Linked DNA regions of Homo sapiens: region 1 is linked to region 2. A link is an interaction called in ENCODE POLR2A ChIA-PET data of the cell type or tissue named here. Cell type or tissue: A673. All regions are shown on one strand. Each heading gives the region's core, and the rest is flanking DNA. Links, peaks and the distances in the headings are about the cores only.

Region 1 (7,378 bases), core at 705-5,704, 720 kb before region 2:
GGCTGACAACACCCAAGGCAGAAACACCACCCTTCTGCAGTCAAATCAAGTACTCTTATAATACTGGGCACCTGGGTTACTGTGAATCCTGCTGGTCACCTAGGCAAAGAGGAGACCCTATGTACCTACCTCAAGAACCAACATTTCTCCCCATTAGTCCCACAAGTGAGTATGAGCCCCTAAACTTACTGAGTTCAGTCAGCAGCCTGTGGCCCTGCCTCACCACATAAGATTCCAAAACCCCAGAACACATATGAACAGAGTGCACCCTTAAGACAGAGTTTCTCAACCTCAGCACTATTGACATTTTAGGCCAAGTAAGTCTTTATTGTGAGAAGCTGTTCTGTGCATGGTGGTATGTTCAGCAGCACCCCGACCTCTACCATTAGAAGCAAAAAGCACCCCCTTCCAGGAGTTGTGACAACCAAAAGTGTCTCCAGATATTGCTAAATGTCTCCTGGAAGATAAACTCCCCTCTGGCTGAGAACCACTGTTCTAGGATAATTAGTAGGTAAAATAAAATAGCCTGAAATCTGCAAAAAGCTGCTTGGATCTCCTTGCCAGTATAACCTGGGAAGGGGATGGGGTACAGCCAGAAAGCCAGGATCTGAAAGTGCAGTGCCTTCAGAGGCCAGGAAAGTAATATGAGTGAGCAAAGGCAAGAAAGTCTGGGGATAATACAAGAAGTGGAGGACTACAGTGGACTGGGGAGTCCATACTCCATTTAAAAGGAGCCACAGCCGGCTGGGCGCCGTGGGTCACGCCTGTAATCCCAGCACTTTGGGAGGCCGAGGTGGGCGGATCACGAGGTCAGGACATCAAGACCATCCTGGCTAACATGGTGAAACCCCATCTCCACTAAAAATACAAAAAATTAGCCAGGCGTGGTGGCAGGCACCTGTTGTCCCAGCACTCAGGAGGCTGACGCAGGAGAATGGCGTGAACCTGGGAGGCGGAGCTTGCAGTGAGCCGAGATCGCGCCACTGCACTCCAGCCTGGGTGACAGAGCAAGACTCTGTCTCAAAAAAAAAAAAGGAGCCAGAGCCCTCCACAGAGGCTCATGCCTGTAATCCCAACACTTGGAGAGGCTGAGGCAGGAGCATCACTTGAGCCAGGAGTTTGAGACCAGCCTGGGCAACATAGGGATACTCCTTTTAAATAAACAAAAAAGAAATTTTTTTTTTTTTTAAAGAAGCTACGACTACTGAAATCCAGCTTATTTTATCGGGCAGGAATTTGGGTCCAATGATGCCTGAACTTTTGATTTTTCAAGAGAAAAGGCAAGTCCTGATTTTCAAATGTTGGCAACTAATTCAAAATTATTTACAACACCACAAACCAAACAAATCTATCTCTGGGGCCCAAGTCTGGCTCACGGGCCACCAGCTGGCAGCCTCTGCCCTAGAGTTGGTTATATACAGACTTCCTGGGCCCTCCCTTCTAGGATGGAAGTGTCTAGAATGGCGTGGCTATAACTTGTTTAGGCAGTCTCCCAACCAACAAGCCGGACCCCTCTCATGCCTCAATTTCAAGACCAACTTAATTCTCCTATCCTACCGAAGTCTTACCCTAGATTCAGTGCAGACCTTTCATTTCTTTCCCCTAAATAACCTAATTGGTTTCGTGCAATTTATGTCTCCTGAAACCACGTTGTTCCCACTGCCGCCTCTACTCAAGGAGACTCAGCATATCCTAGCTCTGTTGAAAGCCTGATACTGCAACCTAAGTTCCAAGAAGGGAAGTAAGCTGAACCCTAAAGCCTACCCTAGTCGGAAGAGAATATGGTTTTATGACTTGGCCACTACTATGACAAGCAAGTTCTTGCCCTCAGGCCTAGATTCTGGAAAAGCCAGTGCTTCTAGGATAGAAAGCCTGCAGGAATTCAGATCCCGAGGAATCTGGATGAAAGTACATGTTGAATGAAAGAGGCTGGCGGGCCCACACTTACAGGCTCACACCTATGATCCCAGCACTCTGGGAGGCCAAGGTGGGCAGATCACTTGAGCTCAGGAGTTCGAGACCAGTATGGCCAATATGGTAAAACCGCATCTCTACTAAAAATATAAAAATTAGCCAGGCATGGTAGCTTGCACCTGTAATCCCAGCTACTTGGGAGGCTGAGGCAGGAGAATCACTTGAACCTGGGAGGTGGAGGTTGCAGTGAGCCAAGATTGAGCCACTGCCCTCCAGCCTGGGCAACAAAGCAAGACTCTGTCTCAAAAAATAAAAATAAAAGAGAAAATCGAGGCAGCAATTAGTTAACTCCCCAAGATCAACAGTTGGTCAATGATAAAGCTGAAAATTAAATCCAGTCTGGCATGGAGGCCTGCAATCCTAACCACTATACTATACTGCCTGGAGATTGCTTATGTATCTTCAAACCATGTTTTCTAAGAGTATTTGATGAAAGAGATTAAATATGAAATTTTTTTTGAGACAAAGTCTCATTCTGTCACCTAGGCTGGAGTGCAGTGGCATGATCATAGCTCACTGCAACCTTGAATTTCTGGGCTCAAGGGATCCTCCCTCCTCAGGCTCCCGAGTAGCTAGGATTACAGATGCACACCACTGCCACTGCCACCATGCCTAATTTTTTTTTTTTTTAGAGGTGGGGTCTTGCTTTGTTGCCCAGGCTGGTCTCAAACTCCTGTGCTCAAGTGATCCTCCCTCCTCAGCCTCCCAAAGTGCTGGAATTACAAAAGCCATGAGCTACCATGCCCAGCCAATATTAATTTTTTTTTTAATTTTATAAAGCAGTCAGCCGCCCCATCCAGGAGGGAGGTGGGGGGCAGCCCCTGCCCGGCCAGCCGCCCTGTCCGGGAGGGAGGTGGGGGGCGCCTCCGCCCGGCAGCCGCCCTGTCCGGGAGGTGGGGGGCGCCTCTGCCCGGCCGCCCCTTCTGGGAAGTGAGGAGCCCCTCTGCCCGGCCGCCACCCCGTCTGGGAGGTGTACCCAACAGCTCATTGAGAGCGGGCCATGATGACGATGGCGGTTTTGTCGAATAGAAAAGGGGGAAATGTGGGGAAAAGATAGCGAAATCAGATTGTTGCTATGTCTGTGTAGAAAGAAGTAGACATAGGAGACTCCATTTTGTTCTGTACTAAGAAAAATTCTTCTGCCTTGGGATGCTGTTGATCTATGACCTTACCCCCAACCCGGTGCTCTCTGAAACATGTGCTGTGTCCACTCAGGGTTAAATGGATTAAGGGCAGTGCAAGATGTGCTTTGTTAAACAGATGCTTGAAGGCAGCATGCTCGTTAAGAGTCATCACCACTCCCTAATCTCAAGTACCCAGGGACACAAACACTGCAAAAAAAAAAAAAGGCCGCAGGGTCCTCTGCCTAGGAAAACCAGAGACCTTTGTTCACTTGTTTATCTGCTGACCTTCCCTCCACTATTGTCCTATGACCCTGCCAAATCCCCCTCTGCGAGAAACACCCAAGAATGATCAATAAAAAAAAAAAAAAAATTATAAAGCAGTATACAACCTACAAGAAAAGATGACCTCAAAAGGTATTTATGGCTGGGCATGGTGGCTCATGCCTGTAATCCCAGCACTTTGGGAGGCCAAAGCAGGCGGATCACGAGGTCAAGAGATCAAGACCATCCTGACCAACATGGTGAAACCCCGTCTGTACTAAAAATACAAAAATTAGCTGGGCATGGTGGTGCGCACCTATATTCCCAGCTACTCGGGAGGCTGAGGCAGGAGAATCTCTTGAACCCGGGAGGTGGAGGATGCAGTGAGCCAGAGGTTGCAGTGAGCAGAGATCGAGCCACTGTACTCCAGCCTAGGCGACAGAGCAAGACTCGGTCTCAAAAAAGAAAAATAATAATAATAATAATAATAGGCCAGGCATGGGGGCTCACACCTATAATCCCAGCACTTTGGGAGGCCGGGTGGGCAGATCACCTGAGGTCAGGAGTTCAAGACCAGCCTGACCAACATGGAGAAACCCTGTCTCTACTAAAAATACAAAATTAGCCAGGTGTGGTGGCACATGCCTGAAATCCCAGCTATTCGGGAGGCTGAGTCAGGAGAATCGCTTGAACCCAGGAGGCCGAGGTTGCGATGAGCTGAGATAATGCCATTGCACTCTAGCCTGGGCAGCAAGAGCGAAACTCCATCTCAAAAAAAATTTTTTTTAATTAAAAAATAATACAAGGCCGGGCGCCGTGGCTCACACCTGTAATCCCAGCACTTTGGGAGGCCGAGGCGGGCGGATCACGAGGTCAGGACATCGAGACCATCCTGGCTAACACGGTGAAACCCCATCTCTACTAAAAATACAAAAAATTAGCCGGGCACGGTGGCGGGCGCCTACTGTAGTCCGGGCTACTCGGGAGGCTGAGGCAGGAGAATGGTGTGAGTCGAGATAGCGCCACTGCATTCCAGCCTGGGCGACAGAGCAAGACTCCGTCTCAAATAAATAAATAAATAAATAAATAAATAAATAAAAGTACTCTTCTCGACCAGCTTGACCAACATGGTGAAACCCCCTCTCTACTAAAAATACAAAAATTAGCTGGGCGTGGTGGTGGGCGCCTGTAATCCTGGCTACTCGGGAGGCTGAGGCAAGAGAATCATTTGAACCCAGGAGGCAGAGGTTGCAGTGAGCTGAGATCATGCCATTGTACTCCAGCCTGGGTGACAGAGCAAGACTCTATCTCAAAAAAAAAAGTACTCTTCTTTTGGTGGTAGATTTTGGATGACTTAAGAGTAATTTAATTTTCTAAATAAACATGCTTTGTGAGGTTTTTTTTTTGTTTTGTTTTGTTTGGAGACAGGGTCTTGCTCCGTTACCCAGGCTGGAGTGCAGTGGCGTGATCATAGCTCACTGCAGCCTCGACTTCCCGGGCTCAAGAGATCCTCCCATCTCAGCCTCCTGAATTGCTGGGACCACAGGCACACACCAACATGCCCAGCTAATTTGATTTTTTGTAGAGACAGGGTCTCACCATGTTGCCCAGGTTGGTCTCAAATTCCTGAGCTCAAGCAATCCTCCTACCTCAGCCTCCCAAAGTGCTGGGATTACAGGCGTCAGCCACCATGCCTGGCCTAATAAACATATTTTATAATCAGAAAATTATTCCCTTTTTTAGAAAGCTCAGTCAGACCAGAGTCTCCCTAGCCAAAGCCTATCAGACATACAGCTGAGCAGCCGCCTTCCCTAATCCTAAGGGTATCCGTTTCCCCCTCACTATCCCAAGGAATATGGAGCGTTTTCCCTTTAATTTGTCTTTAACAAATTCCATAAAGTCAAGAGGCATGGGTATTCTACAGTCCTTTATTGCTAACTCCAAGGTACTCTCAGGCTATTTTTAACACTGGATAAACTGCATATACTGCCAATGCTTTTGCAAGCAGAGATGTGGAAAGAACAGAATATTATTAAGTACCTCTGGCAGTACAGTGCTAAGGAACATAGAATTCTGGGTCTTTCTCATTTAAAACACTAGTTCTGCAAGGCTGGGTAAATTCACAGCAATCTTTTCTCCTTACTACCCCATAAGAGAAAAAGGAAAATAAAGAGGGATCAACTGAGATCTCTCAGGTTCTATCTGCAGAAACTCAAATGTGGCCGCAGGCAGAGCTTGTTTACAAAGTCAGTGTAAAGAAGTCTGATACACTAGGAAGAAAAGGTGTTTTGTTGTACCTGCTGCTCAGAGCAAGCCGCAAAGAGCAGCAATGGCAGACAGGAAAGGGTCCTGTGGGCCTGAAGTTTAACACCGTAGGACTCCCACAGTCTAGTGAAGCCTACTTTCTCACTGATGACTTTAACTGGTTTAAGATAAAAATCTGGGAAATAAAATAACTCTTTTTTTTTTCCTTTAGCAACAGAATAAAGGCCTCAACACTGGTGGGGTTTTTTTCTGGGCTTACAACTAGCAATGTTGACTTCAATCGAAACAGCTGTCAAGACAAATAAAAGACATGCCCCAACCTGTCACACAGACCACAAAACAGAACAAGGGCAGCCAAGAGAGGAGGAATATGAGGCACCAAAAGCCACGAACAGATTCAAACTTCTCCCATCCCCATCCTTTATGCTTACTTATCTCTCAGGACCAAATGACTGGTAAAATTACTTCCTCAAAAGGTAAGAAGCCTCCCTCCCCTCCAAAATGCAAAATATGCTATTCAAATATAAAGTATCTTTTTTTTTTTTTTTTTTTTTGGAGACAGAGTTTTGCTCTTGTTGCCCAGGCTGGAGTACAATGGCATGATCTCCGCTCCCCACAACCTCCGCCTCCTGGGTTCAAGCAATTCTCCTGCCTCAGCCTCCCGAGTAGCTGGGATTACAGGCATGCACCACCACGCCCAGCTATATTTGTTTTTTCAGTAGAGACGGGGTTTCTCCATGTTGGTCAGGCTGGTCTCGAACTCCCAACCTCAGGTGATCCGCCCGCCTCAGCCTCCCAAAGTGCTGGGATTATAGGCATGAGCCACCGCGCCCGGCCTAAAGTACCGTTATTATAGTACCCCCCACCCCCCAACATCCTCCCAATCTCAGCCCCCACTTACATATGCAAGCAGCAGCCAGGAGACGGCAGGCCAGGTATGGGGGATCACAGCTGGGGAAGGACGGCTGGATGATGTAGTTGGCAAAGGTGATGGCGATGATGGCCTGACCGGTGGGCTCAACAACTAGCAGTGAGACCCACAGGCGGATGAAGGCAATGAAGCCCCCAAAGGCCTCTAGAATATAAGCGTAGCTGGCTCCCGACTTGGTGATGGTGGTCCCCAGCTCTGCATAACAAAGGGCACCCACAACAGAGAAGAGCCCACCAATGGCCCACACAATCAGTGACATCCCATAGGAGGCAGTGTGTACCAGCACACCCTTGGGTGAGACAAAGATCCCTGAGCCGATCATGTTGCCCACCACCAGGCTGACCCCATTCAGCAGGGAGATCTCCTTCTTCAGCTGCATAGTTTCGGAGGACCTTTGAGGTGGCGAGCTGACATCTTCTTCCACCTGGGACTGGCTGGTGTTAGGGACAAGATGGTAGGTGGGTGTGGGCCTCCCAGGCTCCCTGGCTTCCATGACAAACGGTTCCTGCACACCTGTGTTTGCTGTGGCCTGGCAAAGAATACAAGTATGTCAGTCTAGGGCAGGAGCTGGTGAGGCTCTATTTAGACCAGATTTCCCTGCCCACTTCCTATTTAGGGACAGCATGCCATGCACACAGCCCTAACTACAATAGGCCTGTCTCAGTTCCCACCATAGAACACAGGGAAATAGAAGTGGGTAGACCTTCACTGCTCCCAAGAAAGACACCATGAGAGCTCACGCATGATGTGATAATGACTTCTGATGACAAATACCTGTCCTGCAGCCCAGAATAGGCTGGCATTAAATTTGTCCAACGATTGG
Region 2 (7,406 bases), core at 1-5,000:
TATATTTACAACTATATATTAATTATATTTATAACTCTATGATCTCTGAGGCATCAAAAGCCAGGAATGGGGTCCAAGTGGCCTTGAAGCCTGCTTTCTGAAGACAAGGACCCTATGTACTGCTCTCACATAGGGCTGAGAAAATGCGAAGGATCACTAAGGAAGGAAGAAAAGAAAATATTTTCTGGCTGGGCGTAGTGGCTCACACCTGTAATCCCAGCACTGTGGGAGGCCGAGGCAGGCGGATTACCTGAGGTCAGGAGTTTGAGATCAGCCTGGCCAACATGGTGAAACCTCATCTCTACTGAAAATATAAAAATTAGCCAGGCGTGGTGGCACACCTGTAATCCCAGCTACTCGGGAGGCTGAGGCAGGAGAATTGCTTGAACCTGGGAGGTGGAGGTTGCAGTGAGCCGAGATTGCGCCACTGCACACCAGCCTGGGCGACAGAGCGAGACTTCATCTCAAAAATAAATAAACAAACAAAATATTTTCTTGTCTTTATGGTAAATCTTGATGTGTCCTACTTTATGGAGTCAGCTCCAAAGATGAAGGAACAGAAGGCCAAACAAAAGGAATAGAATGTTTGAGGCTGGAAAGAAACAAGCTGAGGGAAAATATGATGACAGGCTGTGAAACAGTTGAGGTGATAAAAATAAGGCTAGGCTGGGCACGGTGGCTCATGCCTGTAATCCCAGCACTTTCAGAGGCCGAGGTGGGCGGATCACTAGGTCAAGAGATTGAGACCATCCTGGCCAACATGGTGAAATCCCGTCTCTACTGAAAATACAGAAATTAGCTGGGTGTGGTGGCGTGTGCCTGTAATCCCAGCTACTCAGGAGGCTGAGGCAGGAGAATCGCTTGAACCTGGGAGGCGGAGGTTGCAGTGAGCAGAGATCGCACCACTCCACTCCAGCCTGGCGACAGAGTGAGACTCTGTCTCAAAAAAAAAAAAAAAAAAGATCTGGCCTTGAGCCTCACGTACAGGACCAGAAACCCAATGTGGTTTGTACCCTAAGAGCAGATTCCTTCCTCGGGGATTTGTCAGGCTCACAGGCGCTTGCTAGATAAGCAGAGTGCTGTTAACAACGGGCAAGTGGACCAGTGTCCTCGTGCTGGCAAAAGGCATATTGATCCCCTATAGGAGAGCATTCGGGGAAGCCAAATTACTAGAAATATTTGATGAGCAGTTAATTAGATTAACTAGTGTTAGTTATGTAACTTAAATGTTTAATGTCACCCTCTCTGGATGCTAGAATTAGATTGTTCGGGATTCAAGTCTAGTCTTGGTTTTTTATTAGCCGTGTGGTCTCTGTTGAATTCGTAACAACTCAACTATAGATTTCTCTTCTATAAAATGGGATGATAGGTTGGGCGTGGTGGCTCATGCCTGTAATCACAGCACTTTGGGAGGCCAAGGCAGGTGGATCACCTATGGTCAGGAGTTCAAGACCAAAAATACAAAAATTAGCCAGGTACGATAGTGGGTGCCTGTAATCCCAGCTACTCAGGAGGCTGAGGCGGGAGAACTGCTTGAATCTGGAAGGCAGGGGTTGCAGTGAGCCGAGATCGCGCCACTGCACTCCAGCCTGGGTGACAGAGGAGACTCTGTCTCAAAAAAATAAATAAATAAAATGGGATGATCATTGTGCTTGATACAGCCATAAGGATTAGACAAGAAATAAAGCAGCTTTTTTTTTTTTTTTTTTTTTTGAGACAGGGTCGCATTGTCCACTGTTGCCCAGGCTGGGGTGTGGAGTGCAGTGGCGAACTCTGCTCACTGCAACCTTTGCCTCAGCATTCTGAGTTGCTGGGACTATAGGCGAGTGCCAACACACCTGGCTAAGGTTTTTTGTTTTTTGTAGAGATGGGGGTCTTACTATGTTGCCCAGGCTGGTCTCGAACTCCTGGTGTGAAGCAATCCTCCTACCTCAGCCTCCCAAAGTGCTGGGATTACAGGCATGAGCCACTGCACCCAGCCAGAAATCATTATCCTATGATTCTCAGGAGAACAGTTGTATTTCCAAGATCTTCCTTGGCTCCTATTGTTACCCCTGTAAAGCTTGCAATAATTATGATCATTTACATGTTTTTTAAAAACTCTTTAATCAAGATAATCAACAAACGAAGGGGAGACATATTGATTTTCTAAGACATAATGAGCAGGGAATCTTCCTGCCCTCCTTGGGGTAAGGCCTAAAGTTACATGTGAACACTCTGGTTTTCTCTATACCTGTTGAGAACATGTGTGAGACATGATGCAGCTCATCAAGTAATTATTGAATACTTGGTGTGTGTAGCTTCCTGTTCTAGGCACTGGAGATTCAAAGATGACTCACGATGTGTTTCCTGCCCTTGGACTCAAAATTTAACTAGTAAAACTGGTTAAAACAAACACACAAAAAATTAATGCAATAACTGTTATAGTGGAAAGAAATGAGCTCACAGCTAAAGGAGTAAATCACTCCAGGAGTATCTCATTTCAGCTGGGTCTAAAGGATTAGCAAAGCATTAACAAGTGACACGAAGACATGTAAGGTGAAGAGCCATGATCAAAGGCATAAAAGTCTACAAGAGTATTTGGGGGACAGCGAGTCATCTTACACCATTGGATGAGGGTGTAGAGTAGTGATGCTAAACCTTTAAAGACATTTGGAAAGCTTTCATTGTCTGCCAACATCAACTGCCAAGCCTAACCACTTCTAACATTTAAATTTTTTTTTTCCCCAAGATGGAGTCTTGCTCTGTTGCCCAGCCTGGAGTGCAGTGGTGCAATCTTGGCTCATTGCAACCTCTGCCTCCCAGGTTTAAGCAATTCTCCTGCCTGAACCTCCCAAATTGCTGGGATTACAGACACGCACCACCATGCCCAGCTAATTTTTGTATTTTTAGTAGAGATGGGTTTCACCATGTTGGCCAGGCTGGTCTCAATCTCCTGACCTCACGATCTGCCTGCCTCGGCCTCCCAAAGTGCTGGGATTACAGGCATGAGCCACCAAGCCCGGCCTATTCTAACATTTTAAAGACTCATCCTTCCATATCATCTCCTGCCTAGACTGTAGGAGTTTTTTTCCTTATTAATGTCTGCTTTCTTCAGACCCCTGTGAAAGCCTTATTTATTTATTTATTTATTTATTTATTTATTTATTTATTTATTTATTTTGAGACGGAGTTTTGCTCTTGTTGCCCAGGCTGGAGTACAATGGCATGATTTTGGCTCACCACAACCTCCACCTCCCGGGTTCAAGCAATTCTCCCGCCTCAGCCTCCCAAGTAGCTGGGATTACAGGCATGCGCCACCATGCCCGGCTAATTTTGTATTTTTAGTAGAGACGGGGTTTCTCCATGTTAGTCAGGCTGATCTGGAATTCCCAACCTCATGTGATCTGCCCACCTCAGCCTCCCAAAGAGCTGGGATTACAGTCGTGAGCCACCACGCCGGCCTATTTATTTATTTATTTATTTTGAGGTGGAGTCTCGCTGTGTCGCTCAGGCTGGAGTGCAGTGGCGAGATCTCGACTCACTGCAGCTTCCGCCTCCCAGATTCAAGCAATTCTCCTGCCTCAGCCTCCTGAGTAGCTGGGACTACAGGTATGTGCCACCATGCCCAGCTAATGTTTTTGTATTTTTAGTAGAGATGGGGTTTCACCCTGTTAGCCAGGATGGTCTCGATCTCCTGACCTTGTGATCTGCCCGCCTCAGCCTCCCAAAGTGCTGGGGTTACCCCGGCCAGCCATATTTATTTTTTACCTCTCAGCTCAAATGACTGCTCTTAAAGGTATAAAGGACTGTTGCTAAACCTATATCCAATGTTTTAGAAGTTGATTTTGTTTTCTGTGCTGTTACTTACTTTTCCAAACATGCATGGATCACCCTTTATAATCCATCTCTATATTTTTCATTTTGCAAAACACCTTCATGTCTGCCTTTTCAAGTGATGCTCACAGCTCTATTTGATCAGCCAGGCAGTTTTGTCCTAAATTCAGAAATGAAGTGACTTGCTCAGGGTTGTCCGGCAACTTGTTGGCAAAATCAGAATGAGTACAGTAGTCTCCCCCTTGTTCACAGCTTCACTTTCTGCTATTTTCTGCTATTGGTTACACATGGTCAACTGCAGTCTGAAAATACTAAATGGAAACTTCCAGAAATCATGTTTCGAATTGCACACCATTCTGAGTAGAGTGGTGAAATCTCACAACATCCTGCTGCATACTGCCTGGAATGTGACTCGTTCCATTGTCCAGCATACCCATGCTGTATATACTACCCACCTATTAGCCACTTAGTAGCCATCTCAGTTATCAGATTGATAACACATACTATATATAGGATTCAGGACTATCCTTGATTTCAGACATCCACCAGAGAGCTTGGAACATATCCCCCATAAAAAATGGGGGACTGTAGGCTTGGTGTGATGGCAATCACGGCCTATAATCCCAGCACTTTGGGAGGCTAAGGTGGGTGGATCACGAGGTCAGGAGTTCGAGACCAGCCTGACCAACATGGTGAAACCCCGTCTCTACTAAAAATACAAAAATTAGCTGGTTGTGGTGGTGTGTGCCTGTCATCCCATCTACTCAGCAGGCTGAGGCAGGGGAATCACTTGAACCTGGGAGGTAGAGGTTGCAGTGAGCCAAGATTGCACCACTGCACTCCAGCCTGGGCGACAGAGCGAGACTCTGTCTCAGGAAAAAAAAAAAAAAAAAAGATGGGATCTCACTCTGTCACCCAGGCTGAAGTGCAATGGCGTAATCATAGCTCACTGCAGCCTTTAACTCCTGGGCTCAAGCAATCCTCCTGAGTCGCTAGGACTACAGGCACATGCCACCATGTCTGGCTAATTAAAAAAAAAAGAATTATTTATAGAGACAGGGTCTCACTATGTTGCCCAGGCTGGGAAGGGCTTTAATTGTGGAAACTTCAGGCTCTCAGGCAGACAGCAGAGGTATTTAGGTGATGACTTATTAATCTACAAGTATGTCCTGAATAACTGCTTAGGACCCAGGTCTATGTTCAAGGTTAGGTACTACCAGAGATAGATAGAGGATGTCCCTAGCCCTCGAGTGCCTTCTATTTCGTTTTATATTAGTGTGGAAATATCAGACTAAACCTTGAGTATTAGAAGGTAAAAGTCAAGGATGAAAAGGGAAGTGTAAAGGTATAGGCTACAGGTGTGGAAGGAATGGAGCGGAGCAGTCACTGGACATCACAGTAGTCATATGAAACCGCATGCTAAAGCGAGCATGACTTTCAAGCCTCTGCTTCTAGCCTTTACCCACTCTGGCCCAGGCTACTCTTGCTTCTTTTTTTTTTTTTTTTTTGAGATGGGGTCTCACTCTGTTGCCCAGGCTATCAGGCAGTGGTGCAGTCACAGCTCACGCAGCCCTAACCTCCCAGGCTCAAGTTATCCTCCTGCTTCAGCCTCCTCAGTAGCTGATGCTACAGGTGCACACCACCGTGCCCAGCTAATTTTTGTATTTTTTGTAGAGATGGGGTTTTGCCATGTTGCCTAGGCTGGTCTCAAACTCCTGAGCTCAAGCAATCCACCTGCTTCAGCCTCCCAAAGTGCTGGGATTATAAGCGTGAGCCACCAGGCCCAGACTCTTGCTTCTTCTAATGTAACTGCAGGCTCCTCCCTGCTTCCGGCCTCCTCCCTCTCACAGCTGCCAGAGTGACCTTCCCAAAGCACACACGTGATCACAAAACCCCCCTGCTTCAAGCCCACTGGTGGCTCCCCGGTACCCTGGGATAAATTCCAAACTCAGCCACTCCACAAGGCCTCCCATGCTCACCAAGCCCCTGCTCACCCCCTCAGCCTCATCTCTAACTGCCCCCTCTGGCCCCTGGGGATTCAGCTTGCTTGCTTCCTCCACCAGTCTGACCTCAGTCCTCCCTCCCTCTGTTGTCCCCTCCTCAGGCTTCTGTTCCATTCCTTAATTGGGATCCTGGTGGTGAAAGTGCATTCTAAAGCGCTATGCCCCATGGGGGGGACTAGGGAGAGTGTTTGAGTTTCCAGGCTTCTTCCACACTGAACATATGGTACTTTCACACTCAAAGTGCTTTTCAGGTTGCTTTTGACATAAGACAAGGCCATCAGTTGGGGAGGTGTATGTAAGGGAAACCAGAGCTAGAGACAGGTTTTAGAGGTATTCATCAGAAGATATTTCTGGACCACTTACTGTGTATCTGGCCTTGGGTGCTGGGCATAGCAAAGGCAGATGCAGCCTGAACAAATAGAGAATTGGCTGGCCCTACGCCAGATTTGCTGAATTGGAATCTCCAGGGAAGTTCTCAGGTGAATCTTAGAACTGGGTAAGTTGGAAAGCCCTAACCTGATTTCATTTGTAAGACATATCCAGGATAGGCAAATCTGTAGAGACAGAAAGTAGATTAGTGGTTGCCTGGGGGTAGGGTGGAGAATATGGAAGCGCAGGGATGACAGCTAAGGGGTGCAGGGTTTCTTTTTGGGTTGATGAAAATGTTCTAAAATTGTGGTGATGGCTGTGCAACTCTGAATATACTAAAAGCCATTGAATTGTACACTTTAAGTATTTATTTATTTTTTTGAGATGGAGTCTCACTCTTCACCTAGGTTGGAGTGCAGTGGCATGATCTAACTCACCGCAACCTCCACCTCCCGGGTTCAAGAGATTCTTCTGCCTCAGCCTCCCAAGTAGCTGGGATTAGAAGCATCCACTACCATGCCCAGCTAATTTTTGTATTTTTTAAGTAGAGACAACATGGGGTTTCACCATGTTGGCCAGGCTGGTCTGGAACTCCTGACCTCAGGTAGTCCACCTGCCTTGGCCTCCAAAAGTGCTGGGATTATAGGCATGAGCCACTGCGCCTGGCCAAATTGTACACTTTAAATGGTTGAATTGCATGGTAGGTGCGCTAAATCTCAAAAAGAGCTGTTTAAAAAAAATAAAAAGGCTGGGTGTGATGCCTCATACCTGTGATCCCAGCACTTTAGAAGGCCAAGGTGGGAGGATCACTTGAGGCCAGCCTGGGCGACATAGTGAGACCACCTCTTTAGCAGGGCATAGTGGTGTGTGCCTATAGTCCCAGCTACTTGGTAGGCTGAGGTAGGAGGATCCCTTGAGCCCAGGAGTTCAAGGTTACGGTGAGCTATGATCATACCACTGCACTCCAGCCAGGACAACAGAGCAAGACCCTGTCCCAAAAACAAAACAAAACACTTGGACCAAGTTCTAGAGGGAAGGCACCCACCTCAGACCTGGGTGGTTACCCAGTAAAATTGTCAGCATATATTATGAATGTATGTTCCAGAGGGTACAAAGTAAATAAGCAATTGCAGGCCAGGTGCGGTGGCTCACGCCTGTCATCCCGCACTTTGGGCGGCCAGGGTGGGTGGATCACCTGAGGTAAGGAGTTTGAGACCA

Evidence for each region. ChIA-PET counts read pairs that join two places held together with the same protein. Peaks named below come from ENCODE experiments on the same cell type or tissue, not always from the same donor. Only the 100,000 strongest peaks of a DNase experiment are listed, where the experiment ranks them.
Region 1: POLR2A ChIA-PET joins it to region 2 with 10 read pairs; 4 of 35 experiments call an interaction of 5 or more read pairs at or near these places.

The regions. Positions count from the first base shown.
Region 1 is chr16:68,274,397-68,281,774 of GRCh38, reverse strand. It overlaps SLC7A6 (solute carrier family 7 member 6), which reads right to left. Exons shown (of 11, transcript NM_003983.6): 3 at 6,526-7,084. The coding sequence starts at 7,048. Among named protein-coding and RNA genes, the nearest start is that of SLC7A6, 14 kb to the right of the region's middle. RefSeq lists enhancers at 1-29, 5,786-5,945. In A673, for the core only: no CTCF peak of the experiment used is centred there; no DNase peak of the experiment used is centred there.
Region 2 is chr16:67,551,010-67,558,415 of GRCh38, reverse strand. The region is part of intron 1 of LOC124903703 (a long non-coding RNA gene); the gene reads left to right. Among named protein-coding and RNA genes, the nearest start is that of CTCF-DT, 7.6 kb to the left of the region's middle. RefSeq lists enhancers at 5,219-5,718, 5,719-6,220. In A673, for the core only: no CTCF peak of the experiment used is centred there; a DNase peak (open chromatin) is centred at 2,345; H3K27ac peaks cover 839 bases.